Linked DNA regions of Homo sapiens: region 2 is linked to region 1. Evidence: read pairs that join two places in POLR2A ChIA-PET (ENCODE). Cell type or tissue: IMR-90. All regions are shown on one strand. Links, peaks and the distances in the headings refer to the core of each region. The heading gives the core; the rest is flanking DNA.

Evidence for each region. Peaks named below come from ENCODE experiments on the same cell type or tissue, not always from the same donor. Only the 100,000 strongest peaks of a DNase experiment are listed, where the experiment ranks them.
Region 2: POLR2A ChIA-PET joins it to region 1 with 5 read pairs; 7 of 35 experiments call an interaction of 5 or more read pairs at or near these places.

Annotation. Positions count from the first base shown.
Region 1 is chr12:121,185,155-121,195,186 of GRCh38, forward strand. P2RX7 (purinergic receptor P2X 7) reads left to right here. Exons shown (of 13, transcript NM_002562.6): 13 at 1-2,878. The region is part of intron 2 of LOC105370032 (a long non-coding RNA gene); the gene reads right to left. Among named protein-coding and RNA genes, the nearest start is that of P2RX4, 20 kb to the right of the region's middle. RefSeq lists an enhancer at 4,774-5,274. In IMR-90, for the core only: no CTCF peak of the experiment used is centred there; DNase peaks (open chromatin) are centred at 5,567 and 8,027; H3K4me3 peaks cover 237 bases; H3K27ac peaks cover 1,397 bases.
Region 2 is chr12:121,114,892-121,124,923 of GRCh38, forward strand. It overlaps LOC105370030 (a long non-coding RNA gene), which reads left to right. Exons shown (of 3, transcript XR_007063494.1): 2 at 1,882-1,991; 3 at 4,558-4,815. Among named protein-coding and RNA genes, the nearest start is that of P2RX7, 13 kb to the right of the region's middle. In IMR-90, for the core only: no CTCF peak of the experiment used is centred there; no DNase peak of the experiment used is centred there; H3K27me3 peaks cover 2,960 bases.

The DNA.
Region 1 (10,032 bases), core at 1,144-9,143:
TTGAACTTCACCTGCAAAGCTCTGTGGCCACATTTTCAGCCAAAGGGAAATATGCTTTCATCTTCTGTTGCTCTCTGTGTCTGAGAGCAAAGTGACCTGGTTAAACAAACCAGAATCCCTCTACATGGACTCAGAGAAAAGAGATTGAGATGTAAGTCTCAACTCTGTCCCCAGGAAGTTGTGTGACCCTAGGCCTCTCACCTCTGTGCCTCTGTCTCCTTGTTGCCCAACTACTATCTCAGAGATATTGTGAGGACAAATTGAGACAGTGCACATGAACTGTCTTTTAATGTGTAAAGATCTACATGAATGCAAAACATTTCATTATGAGGTCAGACTAGGATAATGTCCAACTAAAAACAAACCCTTTTCATCCTGGCTGGAGAATGTGGAGAACTAAAGGTGGCCACAAATTCTTTGACACTCAAGTCCCCCAAGACCTAAGGGTTTTATCTCCTCCCCTTGAATATGGGTGGCTCTGATTGCTTTATCCAAAAGTGGAAGTGACATTGTGTCAGTTTCAGATCCTGATCTTAAGAGGCTGACAGCTTCTACTTGCTGTCCCTTGGAACTCTTGCTATCGGGGAAGCCAGACGCCATTTAAAAGTCTGCCTATCCTGGCCAGGTGTGGTGGCTCACACCTGTAATCCCAGCACTTTGGGAGACCAAGGCGGGCGGATCACTTAAAGTCAGGAGTCCAAGACCAGACTCGCCAACATGGTGAAACCGTATCTCTAATAAAAATACAAAAATTAGCTGGGCATGGTGCGGGCACCTGTAGTCCTAGCTATCAAGAGGCTGAGACAGGAGAAACACTTGAACCTGGGAGGTGGAGGTTGCATTGAGCTGAGATCGTGCCACTGCACTCCAGGCTGGGTGACAGAGCGAGACTCCATCTCAAAAAAAAAAAAAAGAAAAAAAAAATGTCTGCCTATCCTGAGACTGCCCTGCTGTGAGGAAGCCCAAGCAGTCACGTGGACAGTGCCTGACCAGCCCCAGCTTTCAAGCCATCCAAGCCCAGTCACCAAACATGAGAGAGAAGAAGCCTTCAGGTGATTCTGGACTCCACTAACATATGACTGATACCGCATGATACATCCCAAGTGAGAACTGCCCCATAAATCCAGAAAACCACATTGCTATCTTAAGTCCCTAAGTTTGGGGCTTATTTGTTCCACAGCAACAGGTAACTGGAACAGAGGGCAAGCCTGATGAATGGGCACACAGACTCAGCCCATACCTTCCCTGGTTCTAATGTTCTCAGGGAGCCCGGACCAACCCTGGGAGCCTCAGGAACTTAGGTTTCCACTGGACAGTTCTAGAAGGGCTATAGACCAAATCAGGTAACTCACCAGACCAGCCTTGGAATCTATCAAATCTAACTGCTGAGCTACCCAATGCATTCCGATCCTCATCACAATTCTTTGACTGAAGGCCGGGCGTGGTGGCTCACGCCTGTAATCCCAGCACTTTGGGAGGCTGAGGCGGGTGGATCACCTGAGGTCAGGAGTTCGAGACCAGCCTGGCCAACATGGTGAGACCCTGTCTCTACTAAGAATACAAAAATTAGGTGGGTGTGGCGGTGGGCGCCTGTAATCCCAGCTACTTGGGAGGCTGAGGCAGGAGAATCTCTTGAACCTGGAAGGTGGAGGTTGCAATAAGCCGAGATAGTGCCACTGCACTCCAGCCTAGATAACAGAGCAAGACTCTGTCTCAAAAAACAACAACAACAACAACAAAACAATTCTATGACTGAAAGTGACTAAAAAGCTGGCTTTATGCCATTAACACTCTGTACTTTGCAGCCAATCAGAACTGACGCAGTCTGGGTGCTAGCTGCTTCAAAAGCAACCCACACCACACTTTTACCATTTCCATACATCAACTGCTGAGAATATGAAAATGCACAGTGACAGGTTTTAGGATCCTGCTTCAGGATTTCCTTTTCCTGGTTTGGTCACTAGAGTTGGCTATTTATCTGTTTCTAAACAATAGCTATTTTATCGAATAGTTTAGAGACCACTATTAAATATTGTGACTGATGAAGGATCTGTGAATTTTTTTATATATGTTCTAAGAGTTACCATTTTGATACCTTTTAAAAACCAGCAGCTTTCTACTATATTCATGTAAGACAGCATGAATAAAACCATTTTTTGATACAGGGTTTTATTTGGCTTTAAACTCAGGAACCAAGTTAATTATGCCAGATTGAACTTTGATTTTTACTACCTTTTCAAAGATATTTTAAAAAGTGGATTACTACATATGATTTCTTTGGAGCTTACATTTCTTTACTTCACGAATTCTATGTCACTGTTACAAGTTTCCATTCTGATGGCTTCTGGGCCTTTGTACCTTTGTTTTTGGTGCCTTATTCCTAGTATGTTTCTATCACCTTAATGAGGCCGCAGATGGAGTCAGAATGTGAAATTACAAATAATCACTGGATCCATCTACTGTTTTCCATCACCTTCCCCACTGATGCTCTGGGCGAGAGAGTGATGTGTCACTTCAACTGTGTGTAATATGTCAGACACGTCCTACAATAACAGGCGTCATATTTGTATTATTTTTAGTTTACTGTAGAAAATAATGTCACCGCCAAAGGTGATGAGAGTCACGTTTTGTAGGATCTGTTTTCTTATACTTAAAGACAGACTTCTGCTACGGTAATTGCCAGTATTCATGGCTTCCTTTCTGTGTCAGAAGAGAAGGGATCTGCTTTCTCTTGGCTGATTTCACATAGCATTGGTAATAGACATGCATTTCTCTTTCTAAAGGGGAGTAACTTTTTAAACCCTTCCTGATTTTAGCCTGGCAATGTAAGTGTCCTTAATGTGACTGTTTTGATAATTAAAAAAAGGTATATAATTTATTTAAATCTTCATTTCCTTTCTTTTCAGAAGGTCCCCAAATCACAGTTAACTCATTCATTGACGCATTCACTCAACAACTATTCAATGAGGCACTCTCTAGAGACCAAGGATAAATAAGGTAGCCAGTCTCATAGAGATATGAGGAGATGGAAATTAATCAAATAATTCAAGCAAATGGCATCTTGCAACTTGTGCTGAGTATAATGGTGAAAAGGCAAATGATGGCATGAGAGCTTATAGTAGGGAAATTTGGCCTATTTGGGGAGATCAGCCTACCTGAGGAAGGAATGTTTTAGCTAAAATCTGAAGGATGAGTATTACTTAACTAGTGAATGCGGGAGGAAAGAGCATTCTAGGCAGAGAACAGTATGTGCAAAGGTCCTGGGGCAGGAAAAGCAGAGCAGGTTTATAGAACTTAAAGGAGAACTGTATGACTGTGCCATAAAAAGTACAGAGAAGTAAGGCATGAGTTACGGTTGGACAAGCAGGCAGGGGCTAGGCTGCCTGGAGCCTGTGGGCCATGGTAGAGTTTGTCTGTATCCTAAGACCTAAGCCACATAAGGGTTCTAAGCAGGAACCTGGTAAGATCACATTTAATTTTAATTTTTTTATTTTTATTTTTATTTTTGAGATGGAGTCTTGCTTTGTTGCCCAGGCTGGAGTGCAGTGGCTCAACCTCAGCTCACTGCAACCTCTGCCTCCTGGGTTCAAGCGATTCTCCTGTCTCAGCCTCCCAAGTATCTGGGATTACAGGCGCCTGCCACCACACCCAGCTAATTTTTGTATTTTTAGTAGAGACAGGGTTTCTCCATGTTGGCTAAGCTGGTCTCGAATGCCTGACCTCAAGTGATCCACCGGCCTCAGCCTCCCACAGTGCTGGGATTACAAGTGTAAGCCACCACACCCAGCCATATTAATTTATTTTATTTTATTTTATTTTATTTATTTTGAGACAGAGTTTCACTCTTGTTGCCTAGGCTGGAGTGCAATGCCACTATCTCAGCTCACTGCAACCTCCACCTCCTGGGTTCAATCAATTCTCCTGCCTCAGCCTCCTGAGTAGCCAGGATTACATGTGTGCCACCATCACGCCTGGCTAATTTTTGTATTTTTAGTAGAGACGGAGTTTCTCCATGTTGGTCAAACTGGTGCCGAATGCCTGACCTCAAGTGATTCACCAGCCTCGGCCTCCCAAAGTGCTGGGATTACAGGAGTACGCCACAGCGCCCAGCCACCAAATTAATTTTTAAAGATCACTATGATCGCTGTGTGGAAAATGAGCTGGGAGTGGTGGTGGATACAGTTTTTGTTTTTGTTTCAGTCTTTCCCTACTCCATGAAACATTTGCGCTATATATGCGGCCAAATGGAATGTTTCTCTTTTCTCCCCTCCTCTTCCTCTTGGGAAGTCACCAAAAAAAAAAAAAAAGAAAAAAAGAAAACAAATCAGCAGCAAGAGAAAAGGACGAAAAGCTCTGGTGGCCTTGAATTTTGGAATGGCCCCTGTCCCAAGCTGGCAGGGATGAGGCTGTGTGTTGAGCTTCAGATCACAGGAAGGAGTGCACCAAATCAGGAGATGAAGGGCAGTCAGCAGGACCCACTGGGTACCCACCGTGCAGTGTAAGGCCTAAAATTAAGCTCTAATATGAGGTGCTGCTTTGACATCAGGTGAAATCAGGAGTGCCTCACCCCAAGTTTCTCTCCCAGTCCTCCCTTGGCAAAGGGCGCCCAGTGAAACAGCCTTCCTTATCAAAAAGACCAGATGCAGTTCCTGCTAATCCCTGAGCGGCAGGTGTGAGTCTCCTGCCAACCCACGGAGTTGTCCAAATGAGCCAGTCACATCCTCCGGGGAACCAGGGCCTCCTCACCCTCTTGGTGCTACAAAGCCTGCCCCGCACTGGCCCTGGTTGTTCACTCTGTTTCTGTGTGGCCCTGCACGGCAAGTGGGGTCTTCCTCCCCGAGCTGTGAGTGTGTGTGACCAAAAACTGCTGCCAATCTCATTTGCCCAGTGTTGGGTGTCATGTGTTCAGCTACCGCCATAACCCTGGGGTGGGAACTGGGAATCCCTCCCTCACCACTGAGGTAAAGAGGTTATTAAAACATCCCTACTTCAGCTGGGTGCGGTGACTCACGCCTGTAATCCCAGCACTTTGGGAGGCTGAGGTGGGTGATCACCTGAGGTCAGGAGTTTGAGACCAGCCTGGCCGACATGGTGAAACCCTGTTTCTACTAAAAATACAAAAAATTAGCCAGGCGTGGTGGCGGGCACCTGTAATCCCAGCTACTTGGGAGGCTGAAGCAGGAGAATTGCTTGAACCCGGGAGGCAGAGGTTGCAGTGAGCCACGATCACACCATTGCACTCCAGCCTGGGCAACAAGAGCGAAACGCTGTCTCAAAAAAAAAAAACACCCTAATTCCAGGCCAACCAGCAGCCCTAAAAAATTAATCTTCGTTTGGCTTCTACCAAAAGTCATGGTCTACACAAAGCCCTGCCTACTAGAGGCAATAAGGAACCATGACCACCACCCCCATTTATTCAAATTACCCACTGGAATGCACCGAGTGGGGTTTCACCCTCTGCTGCTTGTATGTTTCTCAACCCATGTTCTAATCCCATGCAGTCATCATTCAGGAATCCCTGAGGATCCCCTGATTCAACTTCTCTTTTTTGAATAGATTAGAAATTCCTATCTTCTTTCACTTTTACTGTGACTTTTCAGCTTCCTGTTTTCCATTCCTGAGGGCTATGAATCATATTTCCAAAATAAATGATGATCTATGGAGAGGATTTTGCATTTCCAACATCCTTAGCTAATTTTAATGAATTATCATGGTCACATGATCCTAAGGCTTCAGGAATCGGAGGAAGTGGCTGACACTGACTTACCATTTTAACCAAACAATCACTGCACTTAAGCTTGGATAAGGGTCAAATAAAACTAACAGGGCTCTTATGCAAGCCCTTCCAGTCTGGTAAGTTATGAGTATTTATGTTTTATTTCCCCCCAAAAACAATAAGACCCTCAGAGGCAAGGAACTCATCTTGGTTTTTGTCCCTTACACACCTATCTCAGTCCAGTGGTATGATGGGCACTGGAAACAAACCACCTGGTTCAAATCCTGGCTTGGTCACTTATTGGCCAAGTGGCCTGATATGGTTTGGCTGTGTCCCCACCCAAATCTCATCTTGAATTGTTAGCTCCCATAATTCCCATGTGTTGTGGGAGGGACCTGGTGGGAGAGAATTGAATCATGGGGGCGGTTTCCCCCATATTGTTCTCGTGGTAGTGAATATGTCTCACGAGATCTGAGGGTTTTATAAGGGGTTTCTCCTCTTGCTTGGCTCTCATTCTTGTTTTGCCTGCCACCATGTAAGATGTGGCTTTGCTCCTCCTTGCCTTTGTCATGATTGTGAGGCCTCCCCAGCCCTCCCCAGGTGACACATTGGAACTGTGAGTCAATTAAACCTTTCCTATATAAATTATCCAGTCTTTGGTATGTCTTTATTAGCAGTGTGAGAACAGACTAATACATGGCTTTGGGCAGCTTCTCATGTCTAGCCATGGTAGCTATTCTTATGATTTGGATGGTGCCCAAGCATTGCTCTCGAGCTCCAGGCCCATATATTTAACCACCTCCAGATATTCTATACTTAAATGGTTTAGAGGCAATTCAAACAGCTACAAAAGACAAATCATGATCTCAGTTCACCCCACCCACATGTGACTTCCAGAGCTCCCAAGATCAGCCAGTAGCACCACCTGCCATCAGTTCAACTTCCCAAGCCAGAAATTCAAAGGATACCTTGATGTCTCCCTTCTCCTTCCCCGTTCTGTCCAATCTCATCTGTTCATTCAGCAAACACTTACTGAGCACCCCAGCACTGTACAGGAGCTAGGGATGAACAGGTGAATAAGAGAGGCTCTTTGGGAGGTTAGGTGCAGTGGGGCAGACAGGCAATCACGGTGAAAAGAAATGCAGTGAGGACAGCTTGGGATACAGAGTTTGAAAGAAACAAGCAGGATGCTGTGATAGGAGCAAGGGAGTTACTTCTGACAAGGGGCAGGGATAGTGTCTCCAAGGAAGTGACATTTACACTAGATCTGAATATCAAGAAGGAGCCAGCTGTAATGAGTTGAAAGAAGGGCATTCCAGGAAGAGGGATGGAAAACATAAAGCTGAGGGGTGAGAGAGAAATAAGAGTGTTCCAGAGCCTGGTGCAGGAGCACACACATGTAGTCCCAGCGACGAGAGATCATCCCTTAAGCCCAGGAGTTTGAGGCCAGCCTGGGTAACATAGTAATAATCTATCTCAAAAAGAAAAAAAAAGAAAAGAAAAGAAATGAGTGTGCTCCAGGACCTGTCAGATGGCCAGTGCAACTATGCGGTGAGAGACACAGTCTTGCTTGTTTTCTTACTGCCTCCTAAACTGGGTGGTTCCATCTCACTGAAACAGACGCTCAAAGAAAGGCGAAATTCACAGGCAAGCACAGCCTTGGGAGGGTTATGAAGCTGGTGAGATGTAAGCGGGCCCTCACTGGAGGAAGGGGCTGGAAACAGTGGGATGAGAGGAGGCATTCCCAACAGGACCAGCAGCACAAGCCAGGCCCAGAAACAAATGACTATCATAGTGGAGGGAGATTAAATGGGACTGATTTGGGGAAACCTTCAAAAAGAAAAAAAGGCTGAGATGTTTGAACCAGTTGCAAAGTTAAGATGGAGCCGTTCTTGGGGCTGACAGAGGACATGAGAAAAGCAGTGACTTAAGAAATCCCAGCCGGGTGCAGTGGCTCACGCCTGTAATCTCAGCACTTTGGGAGGCCAAGGCGGGCGGATCATGAGATCAGCAAGTGGAGACCATCCTGGCTTACACGGTGAAACTCCGTCTCTACTAAAAATACAAAAAATTAGCCAGGGGTGGTGGCATGCACCTATAGTCCCAGCTTCTCGGGAGGCTGAGGCAGGAGAATCGCTTGAACCTGGGAGGCAGAGGTTGCAGTGAGCCAAGATCGCTCCACTGCACTCCAGCCTGGGTGACAGAGCGAGACTCCTTCTCAAAAATTAAAAAAAAAAAAAAAATCCCTCAGACCGACATGAGGACGTGGGATGGGAGGGGAAGCCTGGGGAAGTGACATCATTTAGAAGTCAGCTGGGATTATATAGGAGTGACTCAGTAAGCCACCTGTGCTACTGAATTGGTGGTGGTGATAGAAAGAAAAGGAAGAGAGATATATATATATGGGGGGTTTTGTTGTTGTTGTTGTTTTTTGGTTGTTGTTGTTTTTGTTTTTGTTTTGTAGAGATACGGTCTCCCTATGTTGCCCAGGCTGGCCTTAAACTCCTGGCCTCAAGCAATCCTCCCGCCTGGGCCTCTCAAAGCTCTGGGATTATAGGTGTGAGCCATCACCCCCAGCCTGGCTAAATGAATTTTTAAAAATTCCTCTGAGTCCAACAGGAGGAGATTGGTTAAGTAAATTATGGCACAGTCATATAACAGGAGGGTATGCAGCTATTTTAAATGATGCCATAGCAAGATAGTTAATGGGCCAGGCACGGTGGCTCACACCTGTAATCCCAGTACTTTGGGAGGCCGAGGCGGGTGGATCACGAGGTCAGGAATTCGAAACCAGCCTGGCCATGTGGTGAAACCCCGTCTCTACTAAAAATACAAAAACCAGCTGGGTGTGGTGGTACGCGCCTGTAGTCCCAGCTGCTCAGGAGGCTCAGGCAGGAGAATCACTTGAAGTCGGGAGGCAGAGGTTGCAGTGAGCCGAGATCATGCCACTCACTGCACACCAGCCTGGGCGACACAGCAGGACTCCATCTCAAAAAAAAAAAGAAGGAAAATCCGATTGATAAAAATCTACATTTACAAAAAAAGTAAATGGGAGGGGCGAGAGTAATTTTTCTTTACAAAGGAGTTCATAAGAAGATAAGATTCCTTCAAGAACATCTGAATGAAATTGTAAGAACTGAGTCCTCCTTTTCAGGAGCTTGTCTATGGAAGAGGCACAGGGATGCGCAGACCCTGGCTGTGAGAACACTTTAGAACTCTTCTTCGTTTCCTTATTTGCAAAAGAAAAGGATTAGGCTAAGCATGCTCTCTAAGGTACTTTTAAATTTTTTATTTATTTGATTTATTTGATTTTTTTGGAGACAAGGTCTCACTCTGTCACCCAGGCTGGAGTGCAGTGGCATGAACACAGTTCACTGTAGCCTCAATCTTCTGGGCTCGACTGATCCTCCTGCCTCAGCCTCCCAAGTAGCTGGGACTACAGGCACATGCCACCATGCCTGGCTAATTTTTTATGTTTTGTAGAGACGAGGTCTCACCATGTTGCACAGGCTGGTCTCAAACTCCCAGGCTCAAATAATCCTCCTGACTTGGCCTCCCAAAGTGCTGGGATTACAGGCGTGAGCCACCACACCCAGCCTGTAAGGTACTTTTAATCTCAAAATGTGAGGATGGGATGGGCACGGTGGCTCACACTTGTAATCCCAGCACCTTGGGAGGCCGAGCTGGGTGGATCACGAGGTCAGGAGTTCAAGACCAGCCTGACCAACATGGTGAAACCCCATTTCTACTAAAAATACAAAAATGAGCCGGGCATGGAGGCGGGCGCCTGTAATCCCAGCAACTCTGGAGGCTGAGGCAAGGAGAATTGCCTGAACCTGGGAGGCTGAGGTTGCAGTGAACCAAGATCACGCCAGCCTAGGTGACAGAGCCAGACTGTCTCAAAAAAAAAAAAAAGTGATAATGATAATAATCTCAAAATGCTCTCTCCATTGTATAAGATGAGACCAATTTGTACCTGACAAGTGCTTGGCAAACCACCCGTAGGTGTCAGTGAATGTACTGCATTAGCTAAGGCTGAAGTCCATACTCTGGCCTCGAAGGCCCTACTCGATCTGGCCTCTGACTGTCTCTCAAGGGGTTAGCTCACATCACTCTCCTCCTTGCCCACTATGCTCCATTCATATTGACTTTCCTTCTGTTCCTGGAACATATCAAGCTCATTCCTACCTCAGGGACTCTGCACCTGCTATTCCCTTTGCCTAGAATACTTTCTCCTAGGAAAAGTATTCAGAGAGCTAGCTCCTTCCTGACATCCAGATCTCAGCTCAGATGGACTTTCTCAGAAAGGGCCTCAC
Region 2 (10,032 bases), core at 1,022-9,021, 70 kb before region 1:
CATTGGAACCAGGTATTTCTTTGTCACAGGGGTTGTCCTATAGATTAGCAGCACCCCTGGCTGCAGATGCCAGTAGCACTCCCTCAGTCGTGACAACTAAGATGTCTCCAGACATTGCCAAACGTCCCTGGGGCACACAGTCATCCCTAGTTGAGAACCACTGGTCTAGACAAGTATATTTTCCTCAAATTATCAGAGAAAAAAATGCTTTTATTTTTGCTGTTTCCTCCTTCTCTCCCTCTCTCTCTCCCCCTACTTACCTACCTACCTGGCTAGTTAAATTGGAAAGCAAAAGCATAATTACAGCTAACATTTGTAAATAGCACATAGTAAGGGGTCATTTTATCTTGGTTATTCTCGCAACAACTATATGGGCAAAATGCCACCAATGTTCACTTTACAGATGAAGAAATCAAGGCCCAGAGATGCTAAGCAAGTTGTCCAGGGTCACACCAAGATGAAGGGGCAGAGCTGGGGTTCAAATCCAGGTCCATATGACTCCAGAGCCCGGGTGCCACCAGATTAAGATTAAGATTAAGAGACCAGGTTAAGCAATATAGGAAGACCCTATCTCTACAAAAAAATACAAAAAAAATTAGCCAGGCATGGTGGCATGCACCCGTAGTCGCAGCTAACTGAGAGGCTGAGGCGGGAGGATTGCTTCAGCCCAGGAGGTTGAGGCTGCAGTGAGCTGTGATTGTGCCACTGCACTCCAGCTGGGCCATAGCGTGAAGCCCTGTCTCAAAAACAATAACAACAAAAACAAAAAACAAAAGTGTCCACAGTGTCTAGGCTGAGGAATCCACTGTGCCACACTCCCTGGCACACAGCCTCACACATTGTAGTGAGCAATAAACATTTATTACCTCAGTGAATGAACACAAGAATGGGGCAAGGATTCTGAGAAAGGCCTGGAGAAGCATAGGCTGCAATTGGAGGCTTGATGTTCTGGAGGGACGTGTATTATCTTAATTATTTCCATCCATCAGTCCATCCATTCATCGATCCAGCCACTCATTCACCAAGCATTCCCCAAACACCTGAGTTGTGTCTGGCACCTAGGAGGAATTCTGGTTTCAAGATCTCATAGCTGGCTGGGCACGGTGGCTCATGCCTGTAATCCCAGCACTTTGGGAGGCTGAGGAGGGCAAATCACTTGAGGTCAGGAGTTCGAGACCTGCCTGACCAACATGGTGAAACCCTGTCTCTACTAAAAATATAAAAATTAGCCGGGCGTGGTGGCATGCACCTTTAGTCCCAGCTACTCGGGAGGCTGAGGCAGGAGAATCACTTGCATCCAGCAGGTGGAGGTTGCAGTGAGCTGAGATCGCACCGCTGCATTCCAGCCTGGACAACAGAGAGAGACTCCATCTAAAAAGAAAAAAAAAAGAAAAAAAAATTCTCGTAGCCAAGGAGGACGCATTAATTGTGCTCAGGAATAATTGCCACATCAGATACAAAGTGAGAAGCCACGTTATGAAGGGACACAAAGATGCTAGATTAGCCAAGACTCTTGGTCAAAAGTGATATGTATGCCTGCTCCAATTGGCTTAAGCAATAAAGGGAGGTTATTGGCTCCTAAATCTAGTGAGGTTTCAGGTATGGCTTGATCAGTGTGTTCAAATGATGTCATCAGAAATCCCTCCATCATTACCCTCTGCCTCTGGTTTTCTCTGAGTCAACTTAATTCCCTGCTGGCATGACGGCCACCAAGAGCTTTAGGCTTATGTCCTGCCAGCTTAGCAACTCCAACTCAAAGAGCACCACTTTTTCAATGATTTTAGCCAAAATTCCAAGACTTGTCTCAGACCAACCTGAATCATGTGCCTGCTCTTGAACAAAGCACAGTAGCCAGGGAAAAATTGTGCTTTGATTATCTAGGACTGGATCCTGGACCTGCCCCTGGGACTTGCGGAAGGGGACAGCTCAATCTGAGCCATATCAACTGAGAACACAGGAAGCATGGTCCTACCAAGAGATGTCTATTCCAGGTATGGTGGAGCCTCAGAGGACAGCATGACTCTCGTTCAGCTGGTGGATCAGGGAATGGTCCAATAAGCCACAGCTGTGGATATGAAGGTCTGTTGATTTCAGATTGAGCTATAGGGGGATACTGGGCATGGCAGAAAAATCTATCAATCTCTGCTATAGTTAAATATTTGAATATTGGATTGTTTGCAGATCTTGTGAAATCAGTGACCTCTGGGTCATGTAGAAACCCAGCACATTCCCACAGGACACAGCCTAGCAGTTGATCAGAGCAGTAGTTCATACCTGAGACCCTGGATTTTCAGACCCTCCCCCAGGCCCCACCAGCCTCTGTCAGTGCCAAGCTGGACGGAACAAACCACATGAGGTTGGTCAGGCCTCTACCCCATGGAAAAACACAGAATGGTGATTTTTTGCCTGTACATTCCTGGACAAATAAATTCTCTTTTGGGAGCTTTTTCCTGGCTGGGCTATGTTATATGCCTCAGAGCTGCCCAGATCCCCTGGAAACCCAAAGATTTCCTTCCATGTGTAGGACTCATTCAGCCCCAGCTCAGAGGACTGTTTCATGGGTACTGGTGGCAGGAATTCTTGGTTGTCTTCAATGTCTGGCTCCCTGATTTTCGGTAGGGAACATGGTCAGCAGAATGAGGATGGCATTTCCTACCTTCTACTGCAGGTAGGTGTGACCATGTGACTACGCTCTGGCCAATGACCTGCAAGTGGCAGTGACAGATCCCATCCTTCAAGGGAGGAACATGCCTTCTCTTTCTCCTTTCCTCTTTCTTCCAGGCTTTTAATTTTTTATTGATTTATTGATTTTGAAAAATGGAGTCTTGCTCTGTCACCCAGGCTGGAGTGTAGTAGTGCAATCTCCGCTCATTGCAACCTCCACCTCCTGGGTTCAAGCAATTCTCCTGCTTCAGCTTCCCAAATAGCTGGGATTATAGGCACGTGCCACCACGCCCAGCTAATTTTTTGTATTTTTAGTAAAGATGAGGTTTCACCATGTTGGCCAGGCTGGTCTCGAACTCCTGACCTCAGGTGATCCACCTGCCTCAGCCTCCTAAAGTGCTTCCAGCCTTTTTAGAATTCAGTTCTGGTGGGAACCATTTTGGATCATGCTGATGAAGGTAACACCATAGAGATGGCAGAGCTGGGGTTGGGTCTGGTGACTCACGCTTGTAATCTTACCACTCTGGGAGGCCGAGGTGGGAGGATTGCTTGAGCCCAGGAGTTTGAGACCAGCCTGGGCAACATAGTGAAACCTCATCTCTACAAATAAACTCTTGGCTAAAGCAATCCTCCCACCTCAGGCTCCCAAGTAGCTAGGCTACAAGCACACACCACCATGCCTAATTAAAAAAAATTTTTTTTTGTAGAGACAGGGTCTCGCTATGTTGCCCAGGCTGGTCTTGAACTCTTGGCCTCAAGTGATCCTCCTGCCTTGGCCTCCCAAATTGCTGGGATTACAGGCATGAGCCGCTACACATGGCTCATATTCTCAATAGAGCAGTCCCAATTGGCCACTGACCAGCCAATAGTCTTGCTCTCCTGGGCAGATGTTCACCCTGGTCCAATAAGCCACAGCTATGGATATGAAGGTCTGTGATCTCAAATTGAGCTAGAGGGGGAAGATGGGCATGGCAGAAAAATCTATCAATCTCTGCTACAATTAAATATCTGAGGTCAGACATGGTGGTTCACGCCTAGAAACCTAGCACTTTGGGAGGCTGAGGTGGGTGGATCACGAGGTCAGGAGTTCAAGACCAGCCTGAACAAGATGGTGAAACCCTGTCTCTACTAAAAATACAAAAATTAGCTGGGCATGGTGGCAGGCACCTGTAATCCCAGCTACTCGGGAGGCTGAGGCAGAGAATTGCTTGAACCCAGGAGATGGAGGTTGCAGTGAGCCGAAATCGTGCCATTGCACTCCAGCCTGAGCGACAGAGCGAGATTCTGTCTCAAAAAAAAAAAAAATTGAATATTGGATTATTGAAACTTGGCATAGAGCAGCCACTGTCCTTGTCTTCTAAGAGCTTATATCATATTATTATTTTATTATTATTAATAACATATCATTATTAATTAATAGCTGCAGTTCACTGAACAGTATTAGATACCAGGCATGGTGCTTGTAATTAGTCATCTCATTGAATTCCCTTAATGAAAATTAGGTAGTCAGAGACCTTTCTTCATGGATCGCAACCCCAGGGGCATGTGGGATTTCAGAGATGTGTTTTGGGGAAAGAGGTATAATTATTCAACTTTCAGTTAATTAGCCACTTAGAGAAATTAAGTGGTAGGTGGAGTTGTAAAGGAAGGCAAAGTACTGGGCAGGCAGATGCTAAGTGGGCGACTGTTCTAGGCATAAGAGAAATGGGGGTGGGTATGAAAAAAAGCAAGAGAAAGAGAGAGAGAGAGAGAGAGACAAGGGAAATTTGGTTTGACTGGATAAAAAGGCCAGTGAAAAGAGGGAGTTTTGGTAAGAGCTATGCCATGGGCAGGGAGAAGTACAGAGATCTTCAATCATGGACTCTATCGCCATCCCCTCTTCTCTTCCTGCAGGTGGGCAGAACCAAGGTGCCCTCCCTACACCTTCCTGGGGCCTCCAGCGATCCTGAGCTCAGCCTCCTGACCTGCAGACCCCTCAGCTCTGGCCCTCACGTCCTGCTTGCTGTACCTGCTTTATCCCATATCACCATCTCCATTCCTCAGCATAGTGACAATCCCAGTTCCTACCCATTCCACTGGCTTCTCCATTTGGCTTGGAGCTCTTTAGCTGGATTGAGACGACTACTCTGATGAGTGCCATGTCACTGGCTCAACAAAATGGGCCCAAGTGAGTCAATGTCATTGACATGAAGGTGCTGTCAGTTTGGTGGGAACCAAGGGAATGAGACTGTGTTTTAGCTGCGTTCGTTTGAACAGTTACACACTTAGGGCTTCTTATGCGGATGCTCAGAGAGAAATATGGAAGACGAGATCTCGTAGAAAACAAGAAGACATGTTGTAAATGAGTCAGGCCTCCTGGAGTCCAGGACTAGGGAGGAACTCTTTATTGAGGATCACTCGAGGGAGTCTTGGGGCTGGTGGTCTTCACGCCACAGCCCCATAACTCAGCTCCTCTCTTCCTTCTCTCAGTCTCTCTGCTTCTGTTTTTTGTCTCATGTCCTAAATGTCCAACTATTCAGCATAACTTTATTCTGCTTCCCCTCTCTATCCTCTGTAGCAAAATGCACTGTTGGAATTACATTTTTATTTTTATTTTTATTTTTATTTTTTTAAGACGGAGTCTCACTCATTGCCTAGGCTGGAATGCAGCGGTGTGATCTCGGCTCACTGCAACCTCCACCTCCAAGGTTCAAGTGATCCCCTTGCCTCAGCCTCCTGAGTAGCTGGAACTACAGATGCCTAACACCATGCCCAGTTAATTTTTATATTTTTAGTAGAGATGGGATTTCACCATGTTGGCCAAGGTGGTCTCGAACCCCTGACCTCAGATGATCTGTCTGCCTTGGCCTCCCAAAATGCTGGGATTACAGGCATGAGCCAATGTGCCCAGCTGGAATTAAATTAATAATTTTTATTTCTGCTTTAGCGAGAGAGGCGGTGACTCACTGATACAAGGAAGATATTTCCCCTTCCAAGGGTGATGTATTCAGCTTTTGGGTTTAAAAGGAGATGCTATCAGGCACGCGTGGCTATCCTGGCAGATTACATAAAAATACAGAAGAAATGTTCTTTGTGTTAAAAGAATAAAAAAGAAAAAACAAAACGTGTTTCCTCAAAAACTTAAATACAGAATTACCACATGACCCAGCAATTCTACTACTGGCTATATCCCCCCAAAGAATTGAAGGCAGGAACATGAATAGGAATTTGTAGAACCATGTTTATACCAGCATTATCCACAGTAGCCAAAAAGTGGAAAGAAACTAAATGTTCATCTACGGATTAACAGACAAACAAAATGTGGAATATCTGTACAACAGACTTATTATTCAGCCTTTAAAAGAAATGAAATTCTGGGCCAGGCGCAGTGGCTCACACCTATAATCCCAGCACTTTGGGAGGTCGAAGCGGCAGATTTCTTGAGCCCAGCAACATGACGAAACCCCATCTCTCCAAAAAATACAAAAATTAGCCCAGTGTGGTGATGCATGCCTGTAGTTCCAGCTACTGGGAGGCTGTGGTGGGAGGATTGCTTGAGCCCTGGAGGTCGAGGCTGCAGTGAGCTATGATGGTGCCACTGCACTCTAACCTGGATGACAAAGCAAGATCTTGTCTCAAAAAAGAAAGAGAGCGAGAGATGGAAGGAAGGAAGGAAGGAAGGAAGGAAGGAAGGAAGGAAGGAAGGAAGGAAGGAAGGGCGGACTAGTTAGAGGCAGTCAACCCATCCATTATTTGAATGAGAGCATCTCTTCTGTGTTAGTTGGACTAAAGGAGAAGCTGCCAGAACTCTCAAGGGGAATGAGAAAATGGAAGGGAATTGAGGCTTTGGTTCTATAAGGTAGTAGACACCTGAGCCACATTCCAGTACCTTATTCCAGGACCTATCAATGACCAGGAGATGCCAGGGCAAGGACACCATAGGAAAGATGCCAGCGTGGGTGGCCCATTGTGTGCTAGATTTGAGACTGATCCCAGCACCCAGGCAGGCTGCCTCCAGCAGGCGGATGTTTGCCTGGATGTTTGTCTGGCTCTGTTCTGCAGGGATGCTGTGGTCAGTCTTCTGATCATCACAGAATTCTTTGGCTAAGAGTAAATGAAAGCCCAGTTAAAACGACTTAAACAATATTTCAGAGAGAGAGAGAGAGAGAGAGAAGTCCCAAGGTAGGGTGGCTCCTGGGTTAGTTAACTCAGCGGTTCAAACCAAGTTCTTTCCATCATTCTGCTCTACCACCCAGAGCGTGTCATTTCAGAAAGGCCATCTCTTCTTGTGTCTCTTTCTTAGGAATGACTCCTTCCTTCTTTCCTTCCCTCCTTCCTTCCTGGCTTCTTTCCTACTTTCCTTGGTTTCCTCTGTCCCTCCCTCCTTCCTTCCTTGATGGGCTCTCACTCTGTCACCCAGGCTGGAGTGCAGCGATGTGCAACCTTGACTCCTGAGCTCAAGTGACCCTCCCACCTCAGCCTCCCAAGTAGCTGGGACTGTACGTGTGCACCACCCACGCCTGGCTAATTTTTAACATTTCTGTAGACGGGCTTCACTATGTTGCCCAGGCTGGTCTTGAACTCCTGATCTGAAGCAATCCTCCCATCTCAGCCTCCCAAAGTGCTGAGATTACAGGTGTGAGCCACTGTGCCCAGCCCCTACATCTTTCTTTAGAAGCCCCCCAACAAGTTTCCTCTCACGTTTCATAGCCATATACTCATTTTCATATCCATTCCTACACGAGTCAACCACAAGCAGAATGAGACTAACGTGATACTCCTGAATTGGGGATGAAGCTGTCTTTCTCAAGGGTTTCAAACCCGAACAAAATTGGGGATTCTGTTAATAAGGAAAATAGAATGCTTTATTTATTTATTTATTTATTTATTTATTTATTTATTTATTGAGACAGGGTCTCACTGAGCACTCAAGGCTGGAGTGCAGTGGCATGATCACGGCTCACCTCGACCTCCTGGGCTCAAATGATCCCCCACAATTGCCACCCAGCTTCCAGAGTAGCTGGGACTATAGGCGCATGCCCACCACACCTGGTTATTTTTTCTATTTTTTTGTAGAGAAAAGGGGTCTCGCTATGTTGCCCAGGCTGGTCTCGAACTCCTGGGCCCAAGGGATCCTCCTGCCTCAGCCTCCCAAAGTGCTGGGATTACAGGCATTAGCCACTGTGCCCTACCTAAAATGGATTTTGAATGGGCAACTAGGAGTGTCTGCTACACCCCTGATACGGACGAGCTCTAAGGATTAACGGACACGTGGGAAGGACTGTTTCAAGCACGCTTCTATTACCAATTACCGGGTAGGGATATGGCCCACACTCTGGGTAAATGGTGGCTCACCTACAGATTCTCATTCCAGCCTGTGAGATGGTGAAAGGGAAGAGTGGGGTGTGCTCTTTATTTTTAAGGTCCTGACCTCTGCATACAAAGTTCCCTCTACTTCCTGACCTGAGTAAGACCTGGCTCTTCCCTGACAGTCCTCGAAGCCCTTCCCAGGGGATGGTAGTCCGTCTCCCACCCCCATGGTGTCCTCTATGCTCCACACCTCTATTTCCAGATCCATAGTCCTCCATCTTGAGTAAGCACTGAGGCTCCTGACATCTAGCTGTACCACCTTCTGTGCCTTCTCATTGATGATGCCTACTCATCAATCAATCAATCAACTGTTATTCTCAGAGGGCTTTGGCAACTGGCTTACCCTTCTCGCCCCAGTTCCTACCGCCATATTGGTGACTTTAATGACCCAGGACCTGGCCGAACTCCTGGCCCTTCAGCTCCTGTCCCTTCTTATTCCAATGACCTTCACCTCCACTCTACTTTAGCCACCATCTCCCTGGACCATGTACTGGCCCTCAGTTTCTCCTGGAACGAATCTTCCTCTAAAGTCTCACATTTCTCTGATCACAGACTTGTACCTTCTGTTCTTTTGATCATTCCAGCTTAGCAGTTCTTCGAACTCCAGGATCCCTTGGCCCTTCCACTTTCTCCCTCTCAGGACCCTCCTTCCTCCAATTCCTTTCCCATCCAGCCTAGATTCCATGATCTTTGCTATACCCAGTCATGGATGTTGTGAATGACTCCCCAACATCCATTCCAACCCAGACGGTTGGTCCAAGTTGGTCATGGTCATTCCCTGTCTCTTATCAGGAGAGAAACAGTCATGTGACTCACTTCTAGTTCTAGAGGGTAGAGTGAGGTGGGGTAAAGAGGACTCTGGGAAAGATTTTCCCATGAAAGAGACAAAAGAACTGATGATCTTTCCTCCTGAGGATGAACCCAGCAACAAGGGTGGCAGTGCATAGAGACAGGAAGAACCCAGATCTTTGATGATGTTGTCAAACCACTAAATCAACCCCATCTGAAGTATCTTCCCCCAGGATATCCCAATACATGAAATAATAATTTATTTCATATTTAAGCCAGCTTGAGTCAGGCATTCTGCTACTTTCAGACAAAAGCACCCTAAATAACTTAATTTGCAACTTGCAGCAAAAGCCCAGTCCTGGATCAATGTAAATTTCCTTCCATTCTGTTTTTATACCTGTTCTGCTTAGACTGGTGGAGAAAACAATAGGTCCTCAGTCTTCCAGAAACCTCAGACGTCTCTCTACCCATCCACCATTAGGAGAGCGTTTCCCCATCCATCTCCAGCCTTTGTTTAGGGTTGCAGAAGACCTGCGTTGTTATGTGAAGTGGCCAGCTGTCTTGACTAGGAAATAGATATTTTTTAAAGTTCCCAAGGATAGCATGGGTATTTGGCTTGGGTAGAGGGGAACAGAGGGGAGATCTTGAGGTTAAAAGAAATCCAGCATTCATAAGGAGGTAGGGTAGTTATACTCAGATTAAGTTGAATGAACGAAGTCATTCCCAGTGGCTGAGTTGAGTTAGGGGACAAAGAGAAGCTTCCTGCCTGGCAGGGGTGCAAGCCCCAGGGGAGGGTGACCTATGGGCAGAGCAACTGAATCAGCCTTTTGCTCCTGTATCTTGGACCTGACTAGCTACTGTCCCAGTAACACATGTCAACACCATAACAAACATAGTAGATACCAATGATGACACATCTTAAAACTATGTGAACCAGTTGGCAAGTCCTGGTGGTTACTGAGTGTGGAGGTAGGAGGCGGTTCCTATTGGTGGGAAGGCCCAGGCCTCTACCATAATCTCAGTCACCTAGACTGTTGGCAATAACAAATTCATGGTCTCTAATTCTTACCACTACTCTGGAATTCCTGTTTTCCCTGTTGGCTCTCTCCTCCCATTCACCATAGCAACTATTTTGAATCTTCTCTACACTCATCCCACCTCCCACCTGCCTGCCTTCCCTCTCACTCTCAGGCACCTCTGCCTCCCCTTCCTTCCTTGCTTCCTTCCTTC